6 separate regions of the Mus musculus genome follow, and regions 2, 3, 4, 5 and 6 are each linked to region 1. The links are chromatin loops, found by intact Hi-C in ENCODE. Cell type or tissue: gastrocnemius. All regions are shown on one strand.

What was found. Hi-C counts contacts between places; a loop is a spot of excess contacts. Peaks named below come from ENCODE experiments on the same cell type or tissue, not always from the same donor. Only the 100,000 strongest peaks of a DNase experiment are listed, where the experiment ranks them.
Region 2: a loop joins it to region 1, with 8 times the contacts of the local background. A loop is called at or near these places in 3 of 42 quality-filtered maps.
Region 3: a loop joins it to region 1, with 2.6 times the contacts of the local background. A loop is called at or near these places in 16 of 42 quality-filtered maps.
Region 4: it touches region 1 in a loop (5-fold over the local background); 18 of 42 quality-filtered maps call a loop at or near these places.
Region 5: it touches region 1 in a loop (2.9-fold over the local background); 5 of 42 quality-filtered maps call a loop at or near these places.
Region 6: it touches region 1 in a loop (2.5-fold over the local background); 2 of 42 quality-filtered maps call a loop at or near these places.

What each region holds. Positions count from the first base shown.
Region 1 is chr6:92,782,388-92,787,387 of GRCm38, forward strand. Adamts9 (a disintegrin-like and metallopeptidase (reprolysin type) with thrombospondin type 1 motif, 9) reads right to left here. Exons shown (of 40, transcript NM_175314.4): 38 at 4,459-4,563. Gm52913 (a long non-coding RNA gene) reads left to right here and starts at 4,289. Exons shown (of 3, transcript XR_003956476.1): 1 at 4,289-4,649; 2 at 4,770-4,889. In gastrocnemius, a CTCF peak has its summit at 2,623 (motif pointing right); DNase peaks (open chromatin) are centred at 2,609, 3,851 and 4,501; H3K4me3 peaks cover 302 bases; H3K27ac peaks cover 527 bases.
Region 2 is chr6:94,038,134-94,043,133 of GRCm38, forward strand. The region is part of intron 1 of Magi1 (membrane associated guanylate kinase, WW and PDZ domain containing 1); the gene reads right to left. Among named protein-coding and RNA genes, the nearest start is that of Gm22840, 150 kb to the left of the region's middle. In gastrocnemius, CTCF peaks have their summits at 985 (motif pointing left) and 2,159 (motif pointing left); a DNase peak (open chromatin) is centred at 2,167.
Region 3 is chr6:93,727,064-93,732,063 of GRCm38, forward strand. The region is part of intron 12 of Magi1 (membrane associated guanylate kinase, WW and PDZ domain containing 1); the gene reads right to left. Among named protein-coding and RNA genes, the nearest start is that of Gm23035, 64 kb to the right of the region's middle. In gastrocnemius, a CTCF peak has its summit at 2,856 (motif pointing left); a DNase peak (open chromatin) is centred at 2,839.
Region 4 is chr6:92,937,807-92,942,806 of GRCm38, forward strand. Adamts9 (a disintegrin-like and metallopeptidase (reprolysin type) with thrombospondin type 1 motif, 9) reads right to left here. Exons shown (of 40, transcript NM_175314.4): 2 at 4,241-4,641. 9530026P05Rik (RIKEN cDNA 9530026P05 gene) reads left to right here and starts at 2,776. Exons shown (of 3, transcript NR_015530.2): 1 at 2,776-3,003. In gastrocnemius, a CTCF peak has its summit at 3,526; DNase peaks (open chromatin) are centred at 2,805, 3,101, 3,584, 3,840 and 1 more place; H3K4me3 peaks cover 3,342 bases; H3K27ac peaks cover 3,853 bases.
Region 5 is chr6:92,870,814-92,875,813 of GRCm38, forward strand. It overlaps Adamts9 (a disintegrin-like and metallopeptidase (reprolysin type) with thrombospondin type 1 motif, 9), which reads right to left. Exons shown (of 40, transcript NM_175314.4): 20 at 1,977-2,187; 21 at 1,475-1,639. The region is part of intron 1 of Gm15737 (predicted gene 15737); the gene reads left to right. Among named protein-coding and RNA genes, the nearest start is that of Gm15737, 4.0 kb to the left of the region's middle. In gastrocnemius, no CTCF peak of the experiment used is centred here; DNase peaks (open chromatin) are centred at 2,159 and 4,370; H3K27ac peaks cover 2,826 bases.
Region 6 is chr6:93,655,746-93,660,745 of GRCm38, forward strand. No RefSeq gene overlaps it. Among named protein-coding and RNA genes, the nearest start is that of Gm23035, 140 kb to the right of the region's middle. In gastrocnemius, a CTCF peak has its summit at 2,024; DNase peaks (open chromatin) are centred at 2,045, 3,051 and 4,004.

The DNA of each region.
Region 1 (5,000 bases):
AAGCGGTGCCAGCGGGGAATTGAGCTCGGTACTGTGGTGACTATATCTCTCTGTCCTTACAAAGCCATTGCCTCAGGACATCCGTAATAGCCTCTCTTCATCAAATGAGAAAAGGCCTAGGCAGTCATAAATTGAAAACAAAATAAATTTGATAATGATTTTACAGTAGTTGCACTATTTCTTCCTCCGAAAACTCTGCTAATTTAGGCAAAACAGATAAAGTGGGGCTACCCTTTTACTCTCTGTGATGGTACTATCCTCAAATGATGTTAAAGATGGTCCTAGCATGTCAGCATCCTGACAGCCACCAGACTGAGAAACAAAACAAGACTGAAAAGTAAGAAAAACATGGCTGCCGTGGAGACAGCTTCTTTCAGAAGGAAAGGGAGCCAGAAGCCCTTGCTGTCATGCAATGAAACCCTGGCTTTTATTTCTTTATTACAGTTGAATTCTCTTTTAAATAAATAGTTTGTTAATAATAGCTCCAACTATTGCATATAAGTGAAGTGAATGACGCACTGCCCTATTAGGCACAGCTTGTATTCCCAATTTTCTATTATTTTTCTCAGTGGACAGGATTCAGGGGAGCCGATGCCCATGATTTAGGGAGGGGCCTATTTTTGGCGGAAGCATGGTCATTTGCCTGTCTTTAGTGGAAGGGCTAAGAGGCAAGGGTGTGTTAAGAAAATCCATAGAGGCTGGGCAGTGGTGGCACATGCCTTTAATCTCAGCACTTGGGAGGCAGAGGCAGGTGGATTTCTGAGTTCAAGGCCAGCCTGGTCTACAAAGTGAGTTCCAGGACAGCCAGGGCTAGACAGAGAAACCCTGTCTCGGAAAAAAAAAAAAAAAGAAACATAGTTTAGGACCTAAAGTAAAATGTTAGGGCTAAGATGACATGCAAAACTGACTCCTTCTGAACTGCATACAAAACATGTAACATATAATTTTCCCCAGTACAGTCCTCAGGCAACTATGTACATACATCTACATATGTGTAAACATACTATCCAGTTTCCATAGAAAAGTGCAGACTAAAAGGTACACGTGTAGAAAATGTGAACCTATGGAAATTCCATGTTGTAGGTCTAGGTACTTGCTGGGTTTTCACAAACTGGAAAGCAATCCACACGCACACACATGAGATTCTACTGTACTGTGCACACACATGTGCATACTCATGAGATTCTACGATGCTGTGCACACACACATGTGCACACACATGAGATTCTACTGTACTGTGCACACACACATGTGCACAGGCATGAGATTCTACTGTACTGTGCACACACATGTGCATACTCATGACATTCTACGATGCTGTGCACACACATATGCACACTCATGAGATTCTACTGTACTGTGCACACATACATGTGCACACGTATGAGATTCTACGATGCTCTGCACACACACATGAGATTCTACTGTACTGTGCACACACACATGTGCACACGTATGAGATTCTACTGTACTGTGCACACACATGTGCACACTCATGAGATTTTACTGTGTACACACATGTGCAGACATGTATGTTCATTTCTTAACTCAGTTGTTGTAAAAGAATTCAGAGGTGGGAAAAGCCTGTTTGATTCATTATCTTATAAAGCAATTATTTTATTTACAATCCTTTGTATAGCACAAGGAATCCCTGGTAGAGAGCAGGCTCCCTGTGCCTTAAAATTCGCCAGGCACCTCAGGAAAGCAGATAACCCCTGAGCACCAGCCCCAACCAGCCACAAGTAGGCTTTCTTTGAGCTGCCTGGCCCTGGAGACCTATGCACGATCTTTGCCCTGAAAGAGCACCAGGCAGGCAGTCCTGAGGACAGTGAACAGTGCCACAGCAGAACTCCAAACAGGCCTGAGGAGTCCTAAGCACAGATAGCATTGGAGGGACCAGAATGTTCCTGGCAACTGAGCTCAGGACTTGGAATTTTCCCTCATGCCTCACTCAGCTCCTAGTCACAGCATCTCTTCTGTCCACGTATGCAGAGCTCTGAGCTGAGACAGTAAGAATTCACCAGACCCTCCAAGCAATCACTAACCCGCACCAGCTCTCCCAGGCTCAGCCTGGACAGCTCCCCCAGGTTCCACCTCTAGCCTGCAGTCCCTTTACCCACAGCAGGCAGCCTCAGCTAGCTTCTGCAAGTTAGTAGTAAGCCACAAGGCTGCAAAGATGCCACATCACTGCCTGTTGCTTATGCTCCTGCCTTGGTTTCACAAGACCCCGAGGTGACGATGTTGATGACCACCTGCACTGTGTGTGTGGAGACTTCCTGTACGGATGGAGAAAGCCTCTTCTCTCAGCAGCTATGGAGGGCCGTCACCAAAGAGGAGGTGTTCTTCAGGGAGAGGACCATCTGAACTTTTCCTCAAGCTTAGCAGTTCTGGGGGTCCATTCTCATAGGGGATGCTATTCTGAGGCCCTGGCTCTGGTCTGTCAGGAGCTAGGAAGACTGCAGTCCTTGATTCTACATATCTACACGTGAGCACTTGCACACGCACACGCACACGCACACGCACACGCACATGCACACACACTGGGCAGCAGGGTGGAGAAGAAAGCCCAGCAGCTCAGGCAGAATTCTCAGAGGGTGGGGAACAGCCTTGCAGTACTCGACATGGCCATAAGATGGCACTCCAGCCTTTAGTTATTTTTAGCCTCTGGCTGAAATTTCAATTATGATTGACTGTAGTCTAGCAAAACTATAACATATGTATGTATGTATGTATGTATGTATGTATGTATGTATGTATAAATGCAACATATATAGCTTACAAAGATGATTTCATTCAACCACATCTAAAGCAGTTCAAAATTTCAAATCGGGTCATTGAGGCATAACGCGCCTGTCATGTTGAGACATGAACACAACAAAATATACTGATTTTATTTCCTATAAAATCTATAGGACTGGGATTAAGGTGGGGAGTAGTAGAGTTAGATGTCTTGATGTCAGGGCTCAATCAAAGATTACAGTCGTCTCTATTCTGTTTGGTGGGAAGGCAATACTTATGATGAAATCACAGCAATCGCTTGACCTTTGAATGAGATTTGTGATCCCTGGTTAGCTTTGTGGCGAGACCAGGACCTGAGATACAGGTAGGGTTCTGGACGTTTAAAAAGGAGTCAGGAAACACACTGTCCTGAGATGCCGTGTGGAACCTCCCCTATGCTGGGGCTTTGGATCAGTGCAGGCTGAATTGCCGCTTCATCTCCTGCTTCTAACCCAAGACACCACATTTGGAGGGGTTGCCGAACTCAGCAAGTGAAAGTCTAAATGCTCGTCAAATATGGATTTCAGATAAACAACATATTACCATCACGTGGCATTACTCATAGTACTGGTCATTAGGAGACAGGGTCTAGCTGTGTAGTCCACGTTTACCTTGAACGGAAGGCTCTCCTGCTCAGCTTCCCCAGTGCTGAAGTTACAGCGGTGTACCCCATACGTGGGAACAGACTGTCTAAAAATATGTAAATATCCCATACAAGCTCAAAGGAATAGTATAAAACCACCTCCCAGGTGACCTGACATTCTACCCTGCAGTTCTAACCAGGTAGCCGCACTCATCCCACCCCATTATTCTGGACTCAGACCTCCTTTCTTCCCCCTCTCTCTTTTCTTCCCACGTGCACAGGGCTTGAACAGGAACTGGGAAAAGTCCCATATCTCCAGGAGACCAGATGCTGCGGTGGCCTGAGAACTCAGTGGAAGGGCTTTAAGGAGGAGTTTCTGCCCCATCACCCTTCAGAATCACCATGGAGACACAGCCCCAGAGGTTTGCATCCCCTGAACCTAGTCAGGGGGCCTAGGGGTACATGTAAACTTCCCTGGTAGCTCCACGGGGTGCGTGATTCTTGGGCTGGGCTGTGTTTATCAACCACTTGGGGCTTGCTCAACTACAGAATTGGACCCAGAAGACCAGGATCCAAGCACCTGTCTTCCAACACGCTCTGCGGTTGCAGACATGCTAAAATGCACTGGGTTCAGGGTGGCCAGAACAAAGTGGATTATTGTATTCCTAACTTCCCAGAAAATATCACCCCATAACCTCTTCCTATTGGAATTGCAATTGTTTCTGGGCAGAACAAACCAAACCAAACCATCATTTGTCGAGGTTCACATAGGTGAGTTGCGTTTGGTTAGTTAAGATATTTGAGCTGTGTGTATCCTAGAGCCCTGCCCCCCTTCCTCTTTTAATTCAGTAGGCTTTCCAGGTGCTTGGATGGCTTTGCATTTACTAGGTGGGACAAGCTTCAACCAGGTGAAGTGAGTCTCTCCTGCTTCACCCACTTCTAAATCCCTTCCCGTATTTGTGTCCTAAATTTTCTCTCTGCCACTTTGGAAAAACAAACAAACAAAAGTTTGGTGAATGGGAAAGCACACCTGCTCTGCTCCTTCGGTACACAGCCACTCCCCCAAGAGCCATCCTCCAAGCAATACGCAGCCTTACCGGAGACTTCTTGATGTCCGAAACAGCGTAATTCCCTTGTGACGTCCATCTGGCAGACTCCGTTAAAGACAGCCCAGTCCCATAAAGGTTGATGCTAAAGCGCCCCTGGAACACAAAGCCAACACAAAAGACTTTCAGCCCATGTGACATACCAACCAAGGCAGAGCTGACACACATTCAAAGGCACTTTGGTAAGCAGAAAGGTGTTAATTAATTTTGATGGCCGCTAATCGTTGAAGGTATTTTGTTGTTCCGTTGTCAGAGCTAGGCGCCTTACATTCATGATTTCTAGGTAGGGATTTTGTTTACAGGCGGTGAAACCCAGGATCACAGCCGATCGACTCCCTCCTGAACACAGAAAGCCCTCAGGTCATCTTTACTGACTTCTAAATCCTCTCTCAGAGCTTCCTCCAGCCGGCCTCCGTAGCACGGTAACCCTGATTGTTGCTCACAATTATCAGATTCCTTCAGGACCAAAATGCCGCAGTGTAATTTTTCTAACAAGATCTAGCTGCCAAAGTTCCCCCCTCCCCCCCCCCCCC
Region 2 (5,000 bases), 1.3 Mb after region 1:
AATGGAGGAGCTAGAGAAAGTACCCAAGGAGCTAAAGGGGTCTGCAACCCTATAGGTAGAACAACAATATGAACAAACCAGTACCCCCCAGAGCTCGTGTCTCTAGCTGCATATGTATTAGAAGATGGCCTATTCATTCGGCCATCAGTGGAAAGAGAGGCCCATTGGTCTTGCAAACTTTAGATGCTTCAGTACAGAGGAACGCCAGGGCCAAGAAGTGGGAGTGGGTAGGTAGGGGTAGGGGAGGAGGGTATGGGGGACTTTTGGGATAGCATTGGAAATGTAAATGAGGAAAATACCTAATAAAAATTTAAAAAAAAAAAAGAAAAAAGAGACTGTGGCTGGAGAGTTGGCTCCGTGGTTAAGAGCACTCATTGTTCTTGCAGAGGACACAGGTGTCATTCCCAGTTCCCACATGGAGGTTGTGCTGGGAATTCAATCCCAACCATCCATAACTCCAGCTCCGAGAGATCCAATGCTGTCTTCTGACCTCTAAGAGCACCAGCCACACACACACACGCACAGAAATACATGCAAGCAAAACACTCAAAACATAAAATTTAAATATTAAGTTTTAAAGAATAAAAATCATAGCATATATTGCTTTTTTTTTCTTGTCTGATATGTGGAGAAGTGACAAAATATCACCTCCACTCTAAAGCCATATGAACTCATTGTCAATGAAAAGAAGGAAGATCAATCATGCCATCTCTGGAAATACTGTCTGGCTGCAAACTTAGGAACTGGGTATTAAAATGGTAACCAGAATTACAGGGCATTTCTTCAAGTTACCCTTGAAAAAGTCTTAAACATATATTGAAGATGGATAACCAAGGGGCTGGAGAGACAGGTCAACAGTTAAGCGTACTGAATGTTCTTCCAGAGGATCTCCGTTCATCAATTCTCCACACCCACTATGGTAGCTTACAACTTCTGTAACTCCAGTCCTTGGAGATCTACTGCCCTCTGCTGGCCAAATGGGGCACTATATGCACATGGTGCATAAACATACAATCAGACAAACATACATATGAAATAAATATAAACAGAAGCCCAAAAAAAGTTTAAAAGACGTATAACTAATAATTCTAGGATTTCATGAGTGGTATAAGAGGAAGAATCTAGAATCACTTGCAAAACTGAATCCCTGACATCAGAAAATTGTAACTCTGGAGAAAGTGATCCACCCTTACCCCCTACACAAGTAAATTGCACCCTATAGTTAAAACCATCATGTGATCAAACTCAATTACAAATGGCTAAAGTGGAAGTCAACACCATATAAATAAGTTCCATTATCATACATTTATTAATAATTTTTAGGGCTTTAAATTCTTTTATTTCTTAAAATTCCGTCATTTTGGGCCAGGTGAAGTAGTGCATACTTTTAATCCAGCACTTGGAGGCAGAGGCAGGTGGATGTCTGTGAGTCCAAGGCCATGATACAGAGGCTGAGACAAAGAAGAGCATTAAATGCCCACAGCAGTCAGACTGGAACATAAGGAATGGGCCACTCCATTCTTAAACAGTTTAAAAGCACACAGGTGAATCACCCTGTACACTTCAGAAAGTAACAAATCCAATACTGTGGAGGTAATTATTTCTTGTTCAGATAATTAATTAAAATATCAAGATATTAATAATTAAAATATTAAGATATTAAAAAGCCACACTTAAAGAATCCTAGGTTATGTGAACCCCATACCCCCCACCACCTCATATCACTTTCTGGTAGGAAAAAAATCCACTTAAATAAAGTTACATTTAGGGATGTTTAGGAATAAAATTAATTCAGTCTTGGTCTAAAAAGGAAGCAGTCATAAAACCTCAGAGAGACAAGACAGCAAACTCCAGATTCCCTTCACAATATTTGTGTACCCAGACCATAGCCCTTCGGCTGTGCATTTAGCCGTCAATCAAAAGACATGTGCATACTCTGATTCAAGACATAAGCTCCTGCAAACTACACATTCTTCACATTGATTCCTGCAGATACTGATAAAGAAAATAAAGCCCGAGAATACACCTTCCATCCTTCCCCACTTTCCCCACAAGCTCCTTGTACTCTCTCAGGAGTTACAGTGGGAGAAAAAGGAAAAGGAAACTTTCTGAATTTTCCAACAGCCCCTCTGCCCCAGACACTCTATCAGCAAGCTGCTCTCTACTGCCCTCTAGAGGGCCCTGTTTTTTTTTTACAGCACAAAAAGAAAAGGCTTTGCACAAGAATGGAAGTAAAATGAATGTTTACTGAGGCTTATGGTTCTATCTTTGCTTAGCATAAAGAAATTCCTCAAGCATCTTGCTAGGAGATTCTATTCCACACTTAAGTACTAATAACCCATACTCCCGCACCCCCCCCCCCAGCAAGGTCTGGCCCACTCCCTGGGGTTTACATATCTACTAACTGAACACAGCATAGAAAGATTGTCTTTAACTTAAATAAAATTATGTGCCTGTGCTTCTTAATTCATTGACCAGAAACTGCAGTAAGAGACATGATTTCCAAGATATTAGGAAATGAAGGGAACCAGATCTAAGTTCTTGGTAACTGATTACGTATGTCCCAATTTGTCGTATTATTGTAGCGACCATATGCACGCATCTGTGTATGTTTGTAAGATAAGCTAGAAAAATAATTTTTATATGGAGACTATGTTTTCAATGACACATGATTTCAAACAATGGGAAGGAAGAAGCCACGCCAACCTATTCAATGCATTCACTCCAGCAGACATGTCTACTATAATATCATCTGGAGCAAAGGCAATCCCAGAGAGAAACACAAGAAAACCTCATTCATCTCTCCTACAATGAGATTCATCCTATCAAAACCCATCTGGCGGGGACGGACAGACGCGGCAGCTGTGGTAATTTGAAGACTGCTTAACTCTTCAACCAGTCCCTTTCCTGGGTGTTTCATCTTAATTCTGAAACAAACAAGTGGCTTTACGTGGCATATTAAAGCATAAATAAATCTCCACGGTAGCCTGGGCTGCTTCATCCTCTGCCTGTTCAGTCTGGAAGTGTGGGAAATAGTACAAACTGGACATTCCCAAGTAAGGGATGGAGACAAAGAGACCACCTTCCCCTGTTTGTAGGGGACCACTTAACTTTCTCCTAGGAAGGACCGACAGCCAGATTAATACAGCAGTTCAGGGCCTGATCCCAGCTGTTCCTTTTCCCCAATTCTGGGTCTGATTTAAACTTCAATTTTCTCTTCCTATTGCTCCAATGGCCCTCCTTAGGTCCATTTATCTTTTCCAGGAACAAGGATAGGCCCTCAGTTTGCTTTCTCCACAGCTGATAGGACAAGGAGCAGGGACCAGGCTCAGCAGAGCAGGGCAGTGGGCCAGGTGCCTGTGCATTTTCATATTCAGGTTAAATACACTGTCTCATCCACGCCGCCTTTACTCCCAGGAGTCACAGGACACTCCATCCTTTTTCCAATTCAATGTGACCAACCACTGAAGATTCCCAAAGGAAGCAGAACTCCTAAGTATAAGAACAGGCCCGATCCCCTTGAACATATGCAAATATTTAGTGGAAATTTCCAGGTGGGCTATATCTAGTATTCTGGAAAAGGAAAACAAAAAGTATCCTTCTGATCATTACAATTCATACAAATGTACTGGTGAGGGGTGTGTGTGTGTGTGTGTTGTGTTGGTTCGCATGTGTATACGGGTGTGTATACACGTTTGAACATGCAGGTAGAGGCCACTGTTTAACAGCCAGTGTTCTAGTCAATTATTCTACACTTTAATTTTTATTTGTTATTTATTTTAATTTTATGTGCATTGCTGTTTGGCCAGCATACATGTCTGTGTGAAGTTGTTGGATTCCCTGGAACTGGAGTTATGGACAGCTGTGAGCTGCCATACTGGTGCCTGAGATTGAACCCAGGTCGTCTGGGAGAGCATCCAATGAATGCTCTTAACCACTGAGCATCTCTCCATCCCTTTATTTTTAATAGACTCTCACTGAGTCTGGACCTCACCTATTGTGCTGGAGAGGGTGCTCCAAGGATTATAGCATGCCCAACTCCCTGGCTCCAGCATCACACTCACATCTCCGTACCCAGCAACTGTGGGGATCCAAACTCAAGACTTCATGCTTGAATGGCAAGCACTTCACCAACGAAGCCGTCTCCCCAGACCTTTTCAGGATGGTTTTTAAAGCACATATATTTTGATACAAAGAAGATTCTTTAAAATATGCCCAGGAATATTTCAATAATGTATTACTAAAAGAGACACAAAACTAAATTTAAAGACCTGCGGTGTACTCCAATTTCCACATATTTTTCATCAGATCCTTCTTACTGGGTTGTGTTAGAATCCTATCCTTTAATTTCTCCCTCAAAAATGAAAGGGGCCATGCAGAGTGTTTTTGTCTAAAAAATTCCATTTCCAGTTTCTATATTGTTGTCGTCTGTTTTAATAATAGACAGACAGGATCTATGTATTATCTGGGTTTCTAACTTTTAGAGTGGGTACAGCCTGCTCTACGAAGCACATGTACAAGGAAACTTTTCTTTCTTCAAAACCAGGAAGGCGCATCCACGAGCTGAGGACCTGAAGCACCTGGTCTAACCATCCCACTCCCCCTCAGGACTGCTCGCTGCCTGTGGCTTCAGGTCCTGTGGTTCATCTGCAGGGAAGGAGGGAGAATTGAAGAAGGATAACAAGCCTCAAATCAGGAAATCCAGATAAAATGTGTCAAATTAGAAACAAGGAACAGAGCTCATTAGCCTGCTTGTCAACACTGCCACAGCTACACTCGGTCAGGGGGGAGGGAACTGGTGAAGGTGAAATCTGAGGTGCCATTTAGAAAGGTGGAAAGATGCACAGACACACATCATTAGCCCATGATCCATTAACCTCCTCAGGTCTCTTAAAATTAGACTGCGCACATCCTTACAACTCTCCAATATGCAAGTAAACAGCATAAGCAATCAACATTCTCAAAAAACTCCTGGCAACACCCCACCCCCCTTGCGTGGT
Region 3 (5,000 bases), 940 kb after region 1:
AGCTTGCTTCTCAGAGCTCAAACCTACTGTAAGCTGCCAGCCCCAGGAAATTCATATGTTCTCAGAGATTTTTTTTCCCCAGTCTGAGATAGGAGACCTTCTTATCTTTGCTTATGAAACAAACTTTCACTACAACAGGAGTCACAAGGTTCCAAATGGCTCCCATTCTCTGGCATATGCGTGCTAATGGGAAGATGGGCAGTTGCTTTCTGCAGGCCAAACCATGCATCTCCATAAAGGCCTAAGAGCCTGAGGAGGGTGTTAGTTTCTCTTACGTCACAATGTTTGTTTTGTTTTTTTTTTAAATAGGAAGGCACGTTTCTGATGCCTTTTGTAAGGATATGGTGATTTCTTTTGACTTTATTATAAGACTACTTAACACCAAATCAAACTTTAAGAAGTCTCATATAGCACAGGCTGTGGTTTATAACAGCAAGACAATTCCATGACACAGTCCGCCATGGCACTGCATTACCCAAAGAGTCTGCAAGTCAGACCTAAAGAAGCCACTTACACAGGGGTCAGGCTTTCCAAAGAGCAAAGGATGTATCATGCGAAGCCCATTTGTGTCCCCTGGAGATATTAAATGTCTTCAAAATCCTCTCGGTGAAACAGTATCTACGTGAGCTAAGTGACTGTAGTTACTGAGCCGGGAAGGAGGCGTTTCCTGGCTCTGTCAATTTCTAAAGAGTTCTAGGGTCGGGGGAGGAGCTGACACTTTGTCCAGCCAGTCACCACTTAAGTGAACTTACAGGTGGAATGTAGGCGTCGGCTTCAGTCCACACAGCCAATAGACGCAGGCCCTCCCCAGGTGAGTCTCATTACAAACTTTTACAGGTCAAGTGTGTTTAAGATGCAGGAAAGGTCCAGGACCGGTGAGGCCACTGAATGGAATCTGCTAGCCAGGGAAAAGCAAGAGAAGGGAGCACTACGTGTGTGGCAGGGAAGAGGAAGTGCGCTGGAAGCACAAGTCACGCTCACAGCGGTGGGTGAAGGCCGAGGACCCCTTGCTTCTCGCCTTGCCTGTCTAAAGTTAGCTCTTTCCTGTTGTTTTTCTTGGCAAATCAGGCTAAAAGTTAATGTGGATGGGAGAGCTTAATGTCAGCAAGCACTGGGAAACAATTTTAAAGGGTGTCATAAAGTTTCTGTGACTGCTTTTATTCTTTTAAAACAAAACAAAAACCAACCAAACACAAAACAACAACAACAACCACACCAAAAACCGAAGGCAAAAACACCATCCATGGGTATTGTGGAAATCCTCAAGCACACAGAAAGTGCTCAGCTCATTCCGTGTTTCCCTTCTGCTTGCGGATTTGACAAGCTCTGGGTGATCCCTCCAACTGTAAGAGGGCAGAACTACATGAAAGGGCTTTCTCAATAAATGTCATAGTAAGTAAGGGGCGGCACACAAAAGAGTAACAAATGTAACCATGGCCTGGGACTCTGCCTCCCCTTAAATTAAGGGGCCCTGGAAGCAGCAGTCATGGGAGGAAGAGTGCCTTGGCCATCCCCACACATTCTCCTATCCTAGACTCTTCTTGGGGGCCTCTTCCCTACTGCAGGGCTCTTTCACAAACCAGCACATTTTTGTAAAACAGAATTGAGCAACTGAACATAAGTTGCCAGTTCCTTACTTTGCAAATTGAGAATGTCTTCAGAACGACTTAAAAAGGAGGCCAAAGGCACTGAGCTATCTCACTGGAGACTTCACCCGGAAGTCCCCTATTCGGTGCTGCTGAGTTTCTTCTGTTCACCGCAGCCAAAAGAACATGCCAATCACCTTGCCCCTCTTCCTGATCTCCAACTGCAGACAATTAAGTCAAAAGTCCAGAGTGACAGCACATCTCCAAGAGTGCTACCCCCTCTCCCTTTGCAAGCATCATCCACTCAGACAAAGCAAGGGCTCTAAGGCAGAACCTCCCACCTCCAGTGCACCAAAGCGTGTGACAAACCAGTGTCAGTCCCATCTTGGTTACAACATAAGAGAGTGCCCTTCTACCCAGATTTCAGATAACAACATGGAAGTTCAGAAACACTGCCTAAGGCTGGCCCAGGCTATGCTTGCCCCACCAGCGAGTGGCAGCCATGACAAGGGGCCAGAACAGGCCAAACCATTACTTCTCTTACTGAGTAGTTACAAGAGAAAACTAAGGAGAGACTAAGAAATTAAGTACCTTCTGCCCAAGTTCAACAACAATAACAGATAACGGGGAAATTGAATTCTTTGCATTTTAAAGAGCAGGACAGAGAAACTGCCACAAGCAAACACAAATGGGTCTCAAAGGGATTCAGAACATGGGTCCCACAATTGACTGTCCTAGAGGAGACAGGAGTCCCTCACACCCGCAGACAGTCGTTGTTATAACTGGGGGACGGATGTGTTATGGCATCCAGGCCTCACTTGAAACCAGCCTTTTCCCTCCTTCAGCCTCCCAGGATGTTAGTAAAAGTTGCTTTATCAGAGCAGACTAATTCCACAAACACAGAATTTCATTAATTTCATGGGCAGTGTTGCTATTTTTAATGTAGTCATCTGTCACTTTGGTAGGTGGCATGCACTGCAAAAATCACTAGAGAACATAATCCACTTTTAAATTTAGAAACAACAACAAAAAGTCTATGAGAGAACAGACTTAATTCTAACTATCTCCAAATGATTTTTCAAATACAGACTAGTGTTCATGCCAACGATAGGGAAGTCTCTTTAAATATAGCCTTTGCAGGGTTAATCATGCCGGGATTGATGACCATACGGAGCAACAAACTAGAAGCCTGACTAAAAACCCTGGTGTTGCCTGAGGCCAGCAGATCACTGAGATGGGCTTCTCTCACTGCAGCGCCTTCTACTGGGCTCTAGTGGAATGTTCTAGCATCTGCTAAGCTGTTACTGGAAACAGGATCTTCTGAGCAATCTTTCTTCAAAGATGGAGATGACAAAATAGTAACACAGAATCATTTACGGCTAATCATTTAGGCAGCGAGTGTCCTAGAACTGAAGTAGGCATGCGACAGTATGAAAACAGACGTGAGTAAGCGCACTTTACATGTCAGCATCCATGGGAGATGAGCTTGGTTCTGAAGTGTGCTGGGTCCATTAGAGTAGCATTTATTACATGTGGCAAGAGCAAAAGAACATAGGGAAATTGTGAAACACAAGAAAGATTAATGAGGAATGGAAAACAAACCTAGGTAACAACTTGGCACGGAAAAAGCACATTTGATGTTGCCGGGAGGAAGCTCACACTTGTAAGGAGACATTGCTATTTTTGAAGATACTAAAGATTCTACTAATAAGAATTGTAAAGACGTATGTTCACAGATAGGGGCTGTGATTAATATCTGAGCATGATTATAAAAACAAACACTCAGCAAGTCTGAGAACACGTTTGCACCTGTCGGGGATGCCGGAGGATCAGGAAGTGTTTCAGCAGTCTCCCCACCCTGTCATTTATAACCTCTGTTCTTTTTTTCCTCAAGTATTGAAAATAGATTTTTTTCTCACGTTATACATTCTGATTATGGTTTCCCCTCCATCTATTCCTCCTAGTTCCTCCCTACCTCCCTTCTCATCTGGATCCACACCATTTCTGTCTCTCATTGGAAAAGAAAAAGAGGCTTCTAAGGGATAATGTACTCAAATAGAGTAAGATAAAACCAAAACTGACACATCAAAATCTAACAGAACAAACAGAAGGAAAAGAGCCCCCCCCCAAAAAAAGGCACAAGAAACAAGAGACCCACACCTTCACACACTCAGGAATTCCATAAAAACACTAAACTGGAAGCAATCAGACGCAGAGGACCTGCTGCAGACCCATGCAGGCCCTCTTTCCAGTAAAATATTAATTAATGCAATATGGTACTAACACGTGTGAGGTTTACCTTGACAGAATAGAGAAAAGATTATCCCACAGGGCAAACTTCCTCACACAAGTGATGTGGAAACTTGAGGGTTCTTTGGAAAGTCAGATGGAGTTTGGCTGGGGCACAGGCGTGAAGGAGTGTTTTCCTGAGGTGGACACAGGTGAAGGACTAAGAAGACTCGTGAAGGAATGTTTCACTGAAGCAGACACAGAGGAGAGGATGTTCTGCTAAAGCAAACGCTTGAAAGGACACGTGATGAAGGATTCTTTGCTAATAACTCCCATGTATTGGTCCACCTTACATTGCATAGTTGAGCTGCATGTCAGGATTCCTTGGCTTCGGGCTGATTGGATGCATGTGCTAAGGCAAGCTAGATGTTGAGGCAAGACCTATGCTGAGGCAAGGCATAAGGAGGACACATGATGTTTGGAGGCTATAAATGGGACTCCATCGAGTGACAGAGACAGTGCTGGTTCAGCTAGCTGTGCAATGTTTGGGGGTCTTGATTCTCACTGATCTTCACATCCCTGAGAGAGGCACAGCCCAGAACTTCTCCTGGTGTTCCTATTGGTCCCTCCTGCCGACTGGAGCTGAGGCTGAGGCCTGGCTGTCTCTCCTAAGTCATGTCACCGCTGTTGCTAACCCAACTTTACCGAGCTGGACTGCTGGTGTATTCTTGAAATGTTTGTGAGTAGACAGGTCCACTTCCCCCATATCCTTTCTTTTCCATTACCTTTGGTGGGTGGTGGGCCAGAAGGACGGTTAAAGCAAACATTTAAGAACCATCATTAAAAATAGGATTTGAAAAAATTAAAATTACACATAATAGCTTCAAAATCAGAAACAGGAAGGTACCTCTGTTGTGGATGAGCCTGGTGCTGCTCTTGTGAACCAATCCCCTAATGAATAAAGAAGTCAAACACTGAGCGAGTAGGAGGGACTTCCAGGTTGTATGGAGAAAGAGAGAAGGCAGGAGAGAGTGAGGCTTTTATTTATTTATTTATTTTTTGGAGGGGAGGACAAGATATAGCTCCCAGTTTTAATGGCGGATCTGTTAGGATTCACCACCGGAGGATTTAGATTTAATAAGGCTTGTTGAAGAGAGAAAGGTACGGCAGCAAAGCATGGGTTAG
Region 4 (5,000 bases), 160 kb after region 1:
TGTAGCTCTGACACGAGGACCGTTCCTGTTCCCTTAAGGCAGAGAGATATCCTGTAAACCAGTGTTGTCACAGGCCGCTACTTGTACCCAGCACCACACCTTCTTGAACCGCTTCCTTACTGGACATTTGGAGGTGACGTTCCTAAAGGGCAGCTGTGAGAGTTCAATGGGATATACCAGCCATTCCATCAGCCAAGTTCGAGGACTTTCTCAGGTTCTGAACTGACCAGTGGGTTTTGTTGTAACTCACTGGTCTTGGGCCAATTTGCTCTTACCAAGCTCTATGAAGGAACACCTTGTAAAAGGCCATTCTCCTGGTCCCCTCTTTGAATATCTACAAGGTTTGCAAATGATTCACAATGCCTCAAACTCGAGTGATTTAATACTATATGAACATTGAAAGTGCCAAGTGTCAGAGGAGACACAAAACTGTTGTTTCTTCACACACTGAAAATAACCAGAAGCCTTCTCTCATTTCCTGGACGCGAGAAAAGACCACCCCTGAATACTAGTGTGGGTACGTGCACCAGCGTCCCGAGTCGACTAGAGAGCCAGGTCACTGGCCTGTGCCTCTATCTGCTGAACTGCACCAAAATCTCTGGGGCCAGCTGAAGAACCAGAATTTTAATGCACTTTCCTCCCAGGTGTCTAATCCAAGAAAATGCACACAAAATGCCAAGCTTTCCCAAAGCAAGGAGGATCAGAGCAGCCTGAGAGAAAAGCACTTTTTTTTCTGATGAGATTCCAAGTGACACACTGTATTTCCAGACTCAGAATTTCTAGGCGTGATGTCTAGAACCTGACGTTTTAACACAACTCTCCTCATGACTCCAGAACATAGACTCAGGCAGAAGTCAGTTTTAGTATAGTCTGTGACACATTGTCAGATCACCAGAGAAGCAGCAGGTTAGCACATTTATGCTCGCCAAGGTATCTCTGTCAGCAGTCAGTATGGTATCTCATAAGCACAGGGCATGTGAGGCCTATGGGGGACAGTAGAAGGAGCCTGGGAGGCACAGACAGGAAGTGATTTGCTTTTCAGTGGGACAGAGCAGGTTGGGGTTAGTGCTGATTCGTGGACCCAGAATCCTGATTTTATTTCAGAGTGTGGAAAAACAAATCTAGTCATTCTCTTAAGGAGTATAGTTCCAACTTGGTCACTTAGCATCTTGAGGCCTGGGAGAGGAAGGCCCAGATATTCTCATAAGCAAGATAGGTAGCTTTGAGGACTGGGGCATTGTATCACAGAGCCTCCAGCAAAAGCTCAATAAATGGTAACAATACAGAGACAAAATCAGTTTTGTTGTTGGTTCAGAAATAATCATTGAGACCCAACTTGTTTTGTGCTGACTTAGGTGACCATCTTTTTTTAAATACATGTATTACATACGCACACACACTATGTATCCTCTAAACTATAGTATGGGAGAGGGAGAGATAGATTCTCGTGCAAATGTACACACACACAGAGGAAGAGGAGGAAAGGATATACATACATACATATATATATATATATATATATATATATATATATATATATGTATGTATCACTGGAAATTAAGAGAGTTTAGAGAAAGTATAAAGCCAACTACTTGAAATACAGAATTTCAGAAGAGAGAACTAAGATGAAATTGGGCATAGGCTATGTGTGAGAGGATGTAATGTTAGGCTCTGATTATCAGCTGTGTGTTTGATATTGTTCACTAGGATATAAGGAGGTGTGGAAGCTACGTGAACAAAGGGTGGCAATGAGACTTTGAAGCCTGCTTATTGACCTGATACTGGTGTGTGGCAGGGGTTGAGAAAGAAAACATAAACTGGGAGAGAAGCAGGTAGATGGAGGTCTTTCTCATACCGTTGTCCTAAAGAAAGGAAGGAGAAGGAGAAGAAGGAGAACGAGAACAAGAACAAGAACAAGAACAAGAAGAACAAAAAACAAACAAACAAAAAACAAAAACCCAAAACAAAACTGAGGCACAGGCATTCCCTCAGCAGAGGCGAGCAATGTGTGAGATGGGATTCAGAAAACTGCAAATGGGAGGGGTGGGTTGGCGGTGTGGGTGTGGGGCATACAGAGTCGGATCACTCTGTTGAGGGCAGATTTCCTGGAGGCCTTCCTGGGCAAAGTGAGGAACATCATTATACAGAGAGGCTACAGAAATGATAAAGAGGAGTCTTGGGAGGAAATAATTCCAGGAGACAAAGAAGGCAGGAAGCTCTGAGCTAGATTAGTGGCTAAAGACATAAAAACCTGGTTCGCTTATTTAAAAAATATATATAGCCCCTTCCTTAGCGACCCCCCCCCCCTCAGAGACATGCTGCAAGTTACATGCCGTGTTATTGGGGATAGTATACTCCAGAGAGTCTTTTCAGGAGCCCCGGTTTTCCGTTCTCAAGAAGACCACGTGCACTGTGTTACCATGTAAAACCACCAATGGAAATTAAGGACCTACGCAGAAAAATATTTATACAACTGCTGGGGCTACTCAGATTCCACCGGTGTGTAGGCGGGGAAAGAGGAGGAGTAAAGACTGTTTACCAACGAAATACACAAGCAGCCGTATCTAAGATCCAGGACTTGGGGGTCCCTAACTTTAAATAGTGGGGTGCACTGATTGTTTGGGATCCGCCTCAAGACTTCAGCCTAGGTCTACCTAGGTGATACCTCTCAAAGACTGGAGCCATTCTTGTGTCCAGGCCCAGGTTTGAGGCCGCGATGACTCAACGCAGCATCCCCTCCCCTTGCTAAACCGCGGTCTCCGCCTACCCCCAATCAATCTCAAGGAAGCTCTTTGGGAGCCAGGATTCCCAGCACTTAGCTGGTGGGCAAAGGGGTTCAACCCCTTCCCCACACCCCACCTTCCCTCCTCCCAGTCTTCGGGATTGCGGAGCTCCTGCCGGGATCCAAGAGCAGGCTCTTGGAGGTCGAAGAAGGATATAACCTCCAGACCTGGAATTTAAGACGCAAGAACCAGCCAGCAAAAGTGGCAGCCGAGCATGCGAGTGAGTACCCAAGCCCCCATTTAGAAAGAGGAGGAGGAGGGTGTGTGTGTCAAGGGGAGAGGGTAAATGCGCCAGGGGCACAGACTTTTAATAGCCAATTGTGCGTAAGGCGCGGTGCAGTGAGCTGGGAGAGCCAGCCGCGGGAAAGTTTCTGCGTCATACGCGCGTGGTAGAAACGCACGTCGCTTGGGAAAGTGAAGGACCACCCTAGTTGGGTCCAGAATTGTACATGACTCTCGACTGTCGTAGGAGCTGGGGACCGATACCTTATTAGCCCCAATGGAGGGTAATGGAGGGTAATGAAGGGGTCAGGAAGAAGAGGTGGAGGTACCAACTTGGATCTCGTACTAAATGCCTACTTGACAGCACTGGGTGGTATCCGTCCTCCCAACCTTCTTAGAGAAACATGAGCTATACATTTCTATTCCTATATTTTGAAACAGCCACAGGTTCTAGAATAGGGTTCTTTTTAAGGCTACCTCTCCAGGCTCTCTCCCATTACTCTAGCGCCTCCAGTCACCACGCCAGCAGGGTGCAGAGTCGGACTGCAGTGCACCACCCCTCCCCCGCCGCCACCTTCCAACCCTAAACACCGCCTTAGAGACAGGCTCCGCCTTCACTCTCGGCTCTCAGAGTATTTGGCCCACCCTTCCTTTCCCCGGACAGGATCCGCTTCCCTGTCAATCTGGTTCAGTTTCAAAATTCCTTGCACGTGATAAAAGGCTCCGAGAGGAAAGAACGCGGGGACACTGTAGTATAGCCGCGTCCACAACATGAGATATCCCAGCACTCCAGTAGGGGTGTCCAGGGATTGTCAGTTTACAACCCTGACTCAGGACGCGCCAATGAGGAGTTGAGTCCGCCCTGCGCTCAGCTGCACAGCCCCAGAGCGGCCAAGTTTGCTACAAGAAACCACAACCCAGCAACTTTCTCTGAGTTTGTAAACCGACATGCAACCTACTCTGCAGAGTTGGGCTGCTTACAGCAAACCCAATCCATCCGATCTAAGACAGCTCCAAATGATACACGACCCTCTGGGGGACAGATGTGTACACTCTTCTCTTCTCGAGTGTAAGAGCACACACTATGCTGGTGGACCCCCAATTCCCGAGAACTAAGCCAGGGTTGATATTTAACGCCAGAGCATAGACTCGGTAGGTTCAGACTAGGGTGCAATTAAGTCTTAAAAAAGCAGACGAGGAGGCGGGGAGGAGGGAAGGGGCACGCGCCCACTTACCATTCCGGAGCACAGGCTGATGACCGCAGTGTGCTCGGACTTGGTATTGACATGGCCTTTGTAGAAACAGTGCCTAAGTTCCATTTCCTCCTCGGAATACAGCTTGGTCTGGTTTACCCCTGGCTCTCCAAGGAGGGTGACAGTGAACAGTGGAGCGATAAATCCGGTATGGGCGGTGAGATTAAATAGAAACTGCTGGCCGAAGGCTGAGAGGCGGTAGTGCTCCTGGGAAGAGGTAGAGGAAGACGAAGAGGAGGCGAAGGCAGGCCAGGGGTCAGAGGCAGAGTTAATGCTTCGCCGCCTTCTTTTGAAGTGCACGTTCGTGGGAAAGGGTTCCCCGAGGGGGTTCACTCGGATGGGAGACGCGATCTCATATTCGCTCAGACTCTCTAATAATTTCACTGCAGGGAGAAACAGAGGCAAGTGAGCTAATCAGTCATTTCCCCCGAAAGCTTTAATTTAAAAAGAAGATGGGGGGCTTTGTCCTAATTTATTTCGCAGCCACTTCGAGTCAATTCCTTCACGCTCCACCACTGGATAAATATTTGTTGAGCGCCTACTGTAATAGTAACAGCCGAGAACTAGGTGAGGGGCCGAGACTACAGCATTTGAAGTCAGACAATGAACAAATATAAAAACATAAAATAATTACAGATTCTGATAAATATCCTAAATAAAATAAAATGTGTGCTATCTGGTGATCCAAGCTATTAATTAGGACTGGTTTGGGTCAAGGGATAAGGAGGGTAAAAAAAGTCAG
Region 5 (5,000 bases), 88 kb after region 1:
CTCTGTGCCTCAATATTCACATCTATAAAATGGGGGTAACAATAATTCTGACTCAGAGAAACTAAAGTGTCTAGCACGTACAGTATTCATGTATGACATTCTCAAAAAGAAAAGTATGTCAAATATAATTATCATTATTATTTGGGCTCACTTTGGAAAAATTAAAAAATGCCTAAAAAGTACAAAAGACAAAGTAAAATAATTGAATGTTTTCTTCAATTCTTTACTCTTTCCATTCCAGTCTTTTTATCCAAGGTTACTAAGTGTTAACGAAGTGTTGGAACAGTTAGGCTGTATGTTCAGTATTTATTCAAACACACGTTTAGTCAGGGTTTGCTATAAAAGTTTCCTCTCCTTTACTTTTTATTTTTTTAGAAGAGGGTCTCATGAGTCTCAGGCTAAGCCTTAAGTTCACTATAGTACACACAGCCAAGGGTGGTCTTGAATTCCTGATCTCCCAAGAGTAGGAATAAAGATATATACCACCACACCTGGCTTCATGAACAACTGGACACTAAAGTATTAGCTATCTAAGTATAATGTAAACCTGCTATCTTCAATCATATTTTAAAAAAAAAAATCAAGGATTTAGTGCTTAATCTACTGGGAAAGCGCCAAGTTTGTTGATCACGTGACCACAAATCAGCCATAGGTAAGGACATGTGTCGATACTTGACCATTCCAGCAGCATTAGGGGTATTTTGTTCAGATCTGACACCTGAAATACACAGTTTACATTGCACTCACATTGGGGGGAGATAAGGGTATGTGTGCGTGTGTGTGTGTGTAGGAGCTGTGGTTGTAGCAACTTTGCTTCCCCACATTTCTGACCTGTCCAGTTAATAAGGGATGTCTATTCCCCAACCACCTGCATCCGCTGAAGGAGGTGAAGTGAGGAGCCGTCTTGCTGAGATTCTCACTGGGCTGTAACAATGTTGGGCTACATTAACAGACAAGATGCCTACTGTATCCCAAGATCCAGATACGGGGCACAGATGGGGTTGCCTTGAGCTTCATAAAGCAAGGGATGAGAAGTTATTATTCTCAAACACTCAGCCTGGGCTTCCCCCTAACCAAGCGCTCCCATGTGACTGGATGTGTAAGCCAGGTGGTCTAATCTCTTATTTCAAAGACGAGGAAGATGGGAATCCTCTTTGTTGGATTCATGTCTAAACTATTTTAACCTCACACTTCATTAAGCCTCAATTTCCAGCCAACGATTTACAGCTCAAAGTGGGGGAGGGGGAGAACCACTCCGTTAAAGTCAGCAGCAGAAGCTACTGGGCTGTAAGATCCAGCCAACTCCTAGTGACTCTGAGGCCCTAGGCAGACTAAAGGGTTTCAGTAGTAATGGAAATGGAGAATCAAATGGGAGTGAGATGGAAGAACCATACAGTAGTCTACACCTCCGCCCGACGCTGGGGAATCCAGAGTCATCTGAGTTGAGCTAGGATCCAGGGCTTCCTTTTCTCACCTCTGACCAGTCTCCTGTTTTCCAATGGGGACAGGAGAACTCATTGCAGCTCTGTACTACGACTTTCTCCTGGTGTGTGCATTTGCTGTCATCCAGGACATCATTGCGGGTGTTGACACAAATTGCTCTTCTTCTCTGGGTACCACCATCACAGCTTCTAGAACACTATGATCATTAAAAATAAAAAATAAAAGAAAATAAGGCATTTCTGAATTCTTTACAAAGACTGCTTAAAATCAAAGCTATGTTGTTTCTTTCAGCCCTTAAGAAATAAATGTCCTACCATACCCAAGTCTAGTTTTTTCTTCATGTTATATTCAAGTCAGACATTACAAATTAACCTGGGGAGCCTTCCTTTCAGAGCTTGACTTAAAAGGCATCGTAAATCAATTGCAGATCTCTCTCTATGCAGTTTAAATGGGTTTCTTAACACAGTCCCAGAAGGAGCTATGATCACTCATCAGACTTGGTATTCAGGACTCTCAGATGAGAACCAACTTACTTCGGTCCAGGCTGAATAGCGCCATCCACCTGTGCTGCACTCTCCTGAGCATTTCTCCTGGTTACTCGGTCTGGGTTGACTGCTACAGAAACTGTCATCCACCTTCTCCGTCTTCCCGTCCATCCTGCTGTATTTGGCACAGTGGATGTCTAAAGTACGGTAGCCCAAACCACACTGGGCACTGCATTCGCTCTTGCTGGCAACGTGCCACCTAGACATAAATAATGGTGGAAAACCAACATTTGTGTTAAACACAAGTGTCACATCCAACTAGTAAGAAAGCTGAGTTCGTTCTTTCTTCATTCAAATATGATGACAGCTCAAAGTCACAGCCAGTTACAATCCAAGTTCAGACCAAGGTATCCGTGTGATTTTCATGGCTGTCAATGTACGTGGAAGTCACAGAACCACAGCCAGAGATGCTACGTCTGTGAAGAATCTCTTGGTACAGCTAGTCTGAAATTCAAGCAGCAGAAAGGAAAACAAACAAACAAACAAACAAACTGGAACTCAGCAAAGCAAGGACAGCAATTTTTATATGAAGTATTTCACTTGGCTCTTGGGAAACTCATCTGTGGAATGCTTCTTTTTGTCTGTCCGTGCTTGTAAATACTCAGCGACTATTCTGATAATAATAATGCAGGAATGAATAATATGGGGAATAATTAAAAATTTTCAAGTGTACGTGCTATACACTAGGAGCGTTATTATTTATTATTATTATTATTATTATTATTATTATTGTTTTGTAATAAACACTAAATTTGGGGGGATTGGCCATCAGCTCAGCTTCAGGATCAATAAGAGACCCTGTCTCAAAGGAATAAAGCAGAGAGTGATGAAAGCAGGTGCACACCCTTGCACATGTGTGTATACACTACACACACACACACACACACATACGGCTGGAAATGTTTTTGTTTGTTTGTTTGTTTGCTTGCTTTTTAGTATAGAATAGAGTTTATTCAGGGCATGGGGAGGGGAGTTAAGAGAGTAGTAGAGGCAGAGAAAGGCAGAGAGAGGGAGAGAGTAGAGAAATGGGGGTCAGTCATGACCACATGAAGAGAGAGGCAAAGATGCAAAAGCTGGACACAATATCTGGAACAGCAGATATTGTGTGTGTGTGTGTGTGTGTGTGTGTGTGTGAGTGTGTATATGACTGATATGACTGTGTGTCTGAACATGTATGTCAGTGTGTTTGTGTTTATATGTATGAACCTGTGTATCTGTGTGTATGCATGTGTGTACGTGTGCATGGGTACATGTGGAAGCCACTAAAGGTATTGTTTCTCTGGTTCCTTCTACTTATTGTTTTAATCACAGTGTGTGTGTGTGTGTGTGTGTGTGTGTGTGTGTGTGTATACCAGGTATAGAGGTTACAGTACAATCCTCACCTTCCACCATGTAGTTCCAAGGACCCGACTCAGGTCATGAAGTTTGGGACATGTGTCTTTATGCTCTGAACTATTTTACTAGTCTTACCTTATTTTCTGAGACAGGCACTGTCACTGAGACCTGTCCTGTCACTGGAAACTCAGACTTTGCTAGGCTGGTTGGCCAAGAACCTTCCTCTGCCCAGTGGGTTCCACTATATCCCCAGCTACACCATTGCACTTGACATTTTAAAAGTGGGCTCAGGGCCCCGTGCTTGCAGAAGCACTTTACAACTGAACTGTCTCCCAAACCCTCATTATACACTTTTAAAATTAGATTTGAATCCATCAGACTTTGCCACCTTTACATCCCTGATATTATTCATAACGAAGCCTTCTGACACACATCAGGTGCACAGTATATACTAATGACTACTCTTATTTTCTATAACACAACAGGAACAGAGTGCTTGAATTTAAAACATAAGCAAAAAATGTTTAATTCACAGTTTTTAAAATCAGGATTTTGAAATGTATGTGGAAATCTAGAAAAAGATAATTTTCTTCTAACCTCCAGGGGATCTTCTCTCCCATTATTAATTCCCTTCATCTCAGCCACTGGGAGGTGTGCCACTTCTCAATGTCCTAATGTTCACTCATACACACCTGTCTAGGGGAGGAGTTGGGAAAAAAGAGGAACTCAAGCCAACACGCTTATCAAGGAATTTCTAAGTAATGTCCAAAAGTAGGTCAGAGTTGACCACTGGCAAGGAAAGTGGGCTGTGATTTTCCATTACACTGAAATAGCGTCAGGGAGATTTTGTTCTAACACAGTAAACGAGGACTTATAAACTCATCCTTTATCTCATCCTGTCACAGGCCAGTTGGGGCAAACTGTCACTTCCTACAGGAAGTGAGGCAAAAAAAAAAAAAAAGGTGAACTCGTTCTACAGTGGCATCTGGAACTTCCATCTGCACTTTGATTTTTGGCTACCTTCTCAGGCCTCCGTGGTCACTTCCCTGGGGGAAGGCTATTTACCATCTGGAGAAAGGAGGGAGATGTCTTGACAAGAAAGCACTTTGCAGTTCAGCTGCCAAAGTCACTTCCCTGTCATCGCATAAGACCCAGGGGCCAAGCAGAGATCCCCAAGAAGAATCTATAAAAATAATCAAACTCTAAATTAAATCTAGTTTGCTCTATATTCTTTCTGGACCGTGACCTGTTCTTCAGTACAGTGTGTTCATAGTTCACTTTGTGGGAAATAAAATGCTATTATTATATTTCATTATTATATTTCAGGAAAGTATTTGCTAGTCAGGTGTATGTGTGTATCTCAGTACTTAGGAGGTGGGAGCTAGAGAGATGAGGGTGCTTAAAACCAGCTTGAGATACATAGAGAGCTCCTGCCTCAGAAATCTGAGGACTGGGGAAATACTTCAATGGTAGAGCCCTTGCCCAGTAGGCAAAAAGAGCTGTGTTCAGCCACCAACACTGAAAAAGTAAAATAAAATCTGTGTTTTAATATGCTAATAAGTAAGAACAAGATAAATACGTAACATGTGTGTAGGAGTAGATAATGGGGGCTGGATTAAATGATTTTGAGAACTACCAGAAGAAATGGACTTCTATACTGTAGGTCTTTGAAGCTTC
Region 6 (5,000 bases), 870 kb after region 1:
CAGTTGACTTGGGTAGTTATTAGAAAGGGCAAAAGGTTAGACAAGAAAGATCTATGAAAAATCAATGCATAGAGACCTAACAAGCAAACAGGCACCTCATGCAATTGCATCTAAGCGGGGAACTTGGAGAAACAGTGAGGCTGTGTACCCAGGACTTGCCACGGTAGTTAAGGCTGTTGAGTTGGTATTTAATTCCCCAGAAGTGCCAGTTTGCTACTTAATGGAAAGAGCTGGTTCCATTGCTCATTGAAAGCCCATGGGCACAAAAATTCAGCTTCCAGCTAGGCTAGCACAATCTCTGTTGGTGTGCTATGAAGCAGTACATGCTGGGGACAGCTAGGGACTATGGGGAAGGAACCACACAGCAACACTGGTAGCAAAAGCCAACCTACTTTGTAATGGTCACATTGGGCTAGGGGGGTGTCTCAGCCTGTAAGTGCCTGCTGCAGAAGAGTTCGGGTCTAAGCTTTGATCACCAGCACCCCTATAAAATGTAGAGCAGAATACAAAGCTATAATCCCTGTGCTAGAGACGTGAGCCCTTGCAGCCAGCCAGCTTCCCCAAAGTGGCAACCTCCAGGTTCAGGGAGGGACTGTCTCAAAAAATTACGGTGGAAAACAATTGAGGAAGCACCTGTATGTTTGCACCGACATGCACACACACACTCATAACTATCAACCTATACAACACACCCAATCATATCAGGAGAACACAAGTCGGAAGCAATGGTACCAGTGAAAATCCTAGTATACCAATCCCAGGTCTGACGTGCTGGGGAAGATGAGGAGGATGGGTTTAAGCAAGCAGGAACTGTAAGAGAGGTCTTTAGGAAATGCAGATAGAAATCAGCAAGAACGACTCTGGGAAGACATGGTTTCTGCTTTCCCTGAATGGTTAGAAGTTTGTTGGAAAAGATCAGGTATCCCAATCTAAGTAGAAGACTCATGCTGATACACGGTTTTCTTAGACTGCCCCCAGTACTTGGGCTCTGCCAGGGAGCCCTTCTGAAACGTCCTTCAGGGCTGTGCAATCTAGAGTATATTCTGCATTGTTCCTCGTTAATGAGTGGCCTTTACAGGTCCAAGTGCAGAATCAGCTCAGTGTTTCATGAGGATATTTTGGGAAATAACGGAACCTGGATCATCAAAGGATGGAGTGTAGGATTCAGTGTTGTTACTGTAAAATCCTCAAAGACCCAGGTGATGAGAAAAGACCAAGGCATCAGTATGAGCCGAGAAAAGATGTGTAAAGTGGCCCATCCTCACAGGGCAGGAATCAAAGAGACAGGGGAGAAGGTGTGTCAGAGAAAGCTAAGGCTTGTTCCTGGGCTCACAGGAAAGCCTTTCCAACTAAGGGGAAACTCAGAGAAGTCATGTTTTCCTTAGCAGGGGTTGCCAGATGTGACACAGCAGGTATTTTGGGTAAATAGCCAATACTTTTTTTTTTTTTTTTTTTTTTTTTTTTTAGTATGCATCCTATGAGAAACATGAGTATGACTGGACCCTCTGCGTTTTCACTTGCTAAATTTGGACGTTCAGGGTCCGGGGGAAACTAGAAACAGAGATACAGGCCTCATGTGGAGGGAGGAGTTTATAAGCTGTCACCCAAGAACGCACAGGACATGACTCATGTGTCTGGGTCTCACGTCTGACTGCACTTTAGAATCGCCCAGAGAGCTTTGAAAAAATAAAGTGAAAAACGTCCTGATTATCAGCACTGCTGAGCTAATTCATCTATCGAGCAGTCTAGGACATTTAAAGGCTCCCACGGTGATTCTAATCCCCCACAAAGTTTAGGAACTACTGATCTAAGCCGGAGAAAGAGATGAAGTCACTGATAGAGGTTGAAAAGAATGCCCAAGTTGAGTCCCTGCAGAGCAACTAGTGCTTCCAAGGTACACAGGGACAAGGAGACAGCAAGGGGAACAGAGAGTGATGGTTTGGGCTTCACAAACAATCCACCCAAACCAAAGGGAGCCAGGGAAGGACTCACCCAGGGCAGCCCCAAGAGAAAGAAGAATGCAGTACTAGGCAGCTGCTGGTAGGTGGCGCTAGTGGGTTCATGGTCAAGGAGTCTGCGTGGAAGCCAGTTTTCAAGCGCTGGGAAACATCCCCTTTATCTGAAAAGAGACAAGTGTGCTATCTTCCCTATTCAACTCCTTTGGGGATGAAAGCCAAGTGGGAAAAGGGGGATGCACAGGTTTGTCCTGGCTTGAGATGCTGAAATACTACAGCACTAACTTTGAAACAACTGGGGGATGATTCTCATTTCCCAGCTTGGTGACCGTAATCAACAGAGTAACCTCAAGGACTCGTCCATGCTGCTATACGTCAACTGGACAAAACCATACCTATCTTAACAGGTGTTGGAGGATGAGATAGGTTCCAAGCACAGTACCTGACACACAGTGGCAAAAATTGCTTTTTGCCCAAATCAAAAGGAGCTTGCAAGTGCAGCAGATAGTGGCTATAAAAATTAAGGCTATAAGGAAAAGGAAATTTTCAATTCCAACACTTACACAGCTGCCACAGGCACCCATAACTCTAGTTCCAGGGCATTTGATGTCTTCTTCTGGCCTCTGTGGTCACCAGGCATGCACATGGTACAGTTGCATACAGTTTTCTTTAAGGGGGATGCCATTGGGAGTCTGACCATGCTCCAATGGTCAACACATATTGACTTTTGACTTGTCTTCTTTGTCTTCATTGTCATTTCCCTCCCCCTCCCCCTCCCCCTCCCCCTCCCCCTCCCCCTCCCCCTCCCCCTCCTTCTCCTTCTCCTTCTCCTTCTTCTTCTTCTTCTTCTTCTGGATTGAGGTCACAAGGGAGGACTGTGAGGACTGAGAAGTGAATGTGATCTGGGTTCATAATGTAAAATTCCCAAATAATAAAAAATATTGTGTAAAAATTAAAAATTACAAATGACAATAAGTGCAATGCAAATGATAAAAAGAAGAAAAAGAAGATTTACCTGAGCTCACACCTACTTGAATGCCTCCTCCCTGTGGACTAAGCTTTTATGGCAGGCAGGCACCATAAGGAGGTGGCAACCAGCCATCCTAGCCACCTATGGCACCTGTGAATCCCAGTCACATAGACAGACACATAAAATAAAAATAAATTTGTTGCCGTTGCTTTTAAAAAATTAAATAAGTAAATATTTTTTATTTTGTACTGGAATATTTCTTTATTTACATTTCAAACATAATCCCCTTTCCCGGTCCCCCGCTTCCTGGAGGAATATACTTTTTGTTTTTGTTTTTGTTTTTGTTTTTGTTTTTGTTTTGTTTTGTCTGTTTGTTTTTCGAGACAGGGTTTCTCTGTATAGCCCTGGCTGTTCTGGAACTCACTTTGTAGACCAGACTGGCCTCAAACTCAAAAATCCGCCTGCCTCTGTCTCCCGAGTGCTGGGATTAAAGGCGTGTGCCACCGACCAGCTAGGAATATATTTTTTAAAGGTCAAGTCTGCATAGGGGCTGGAGAGTTGGCTCCATGGTTACGAGCATGCGCTGCTCTTGCAGAGGACCTGAGTTCAATTCTCAGCACATTGGAGAGCTCACGACTATGTGTAACAACAGCTGCAGGGGAATCTCATGCCTATGACCTCTAAGGACACCTGCATTCATACACATCCTTCCCATATAGAGAATTAAAACGTCTGCACGGAAGCTAAAACATCGTGAATGTAAGTTACATGTGTGTGTGTGTGTGTGTGTGTTTTTCTCTCTCTCATGGGAGGGTTTTGAGCGGTCGGTCCCTGACCAGGCTCTGCTCTTTGTAAGAGGGAAAAGGGAAGAGTAGGAGCTGATCAATAATTACAAATGAGCGAACAGGCCGGGGGTTGGGGGTGGGGGCGGTCCTGGTTCACTTACCGCACTTCAGAAGTCTTCCGTCACTACAAAAGGCTTTTAACTTCCCTTGGAGTGTTTTTCTCATCATACAAGGAGACTCTTCAGCTAGCAGTCTTCAATAAGGCTCCTGATTTTTGGCTGTTGGCCACTGCCTACTCCAATTCGCTTGCTCCCAGGGAACTGCTCAAGCAAGTGAGGGGTCGGGCCTCGAGGTAATAGTGTCTAAAAGGTGCCTATTTGCCCAATGATTATAGAATATAGAATGTACTTGTTCAAAGCATCTTGCCAAAGTTAACTAATTAATCCTCAAAACACCCTCTGAAAAGTGCCTTCTGAGTCAAGGGATAGACTTCGGATCTTCAGCCGAGGCTAAAAATTTAATGAGGCCACATGACAGTGTGAATCTATAACCAAACCAGGACAGCTGTGGATGTCACATGCTTTTTTCAGAGAACCCTGGGTGTTCTGACAGAGGAGTTTAACAGACTGTTTTGGGAGCTGTCTAATAAAACAAAACAAAACAAAAAAACAAACATAAAGGAAAATTGATTGATGCACTAACCATTTCAAAGAAGCATTCAAACCAGCAAGTTGGGAGTTAGAGGATGAATGTATGCTTGTCTAAAATGATAGCTTCTACAAAATTAAATTGTTAATATTTTTGAAGTATTTTCCAGTTGCAAGCTCCCTGGGAATTCCTAAAATTTGGCTAAAGGCAGTCTTTCTCAGCCTTGCCACTGCTGGCACTGTGGCTGGCTGATTGCTTACTGAGGAGGAGCTCTGTGTGCCTTGTGGGAGGATGCTGGGGAGCACTGGTGGATGCTAATAGCACAAACCCCTCTCCCAGTATGATAACAAAATATCTCCATCATTTCTACGTGTCCCCTGGCCATCCAAACTGTGCGCGTGTAAGAACTACATACTTGGACTAGATGTCAGGGTAATTCTTCCCAGCTCCCTCCACATCCAGAGAGCCCTGTGGATTTGTAACTGCTCTGACGACATGAGGGGATGCTAGAGAGACACTGCTATCCCTGTCTTTGTCGGTCAGACTCTTGAGACAATAATCGGAAATCCCCAAAATTGGAATTCCCAGGAATCTGATGCTGGAAGAAGAGGAAGGCTGAGCCAGCCACAGCAGGAAATTGTC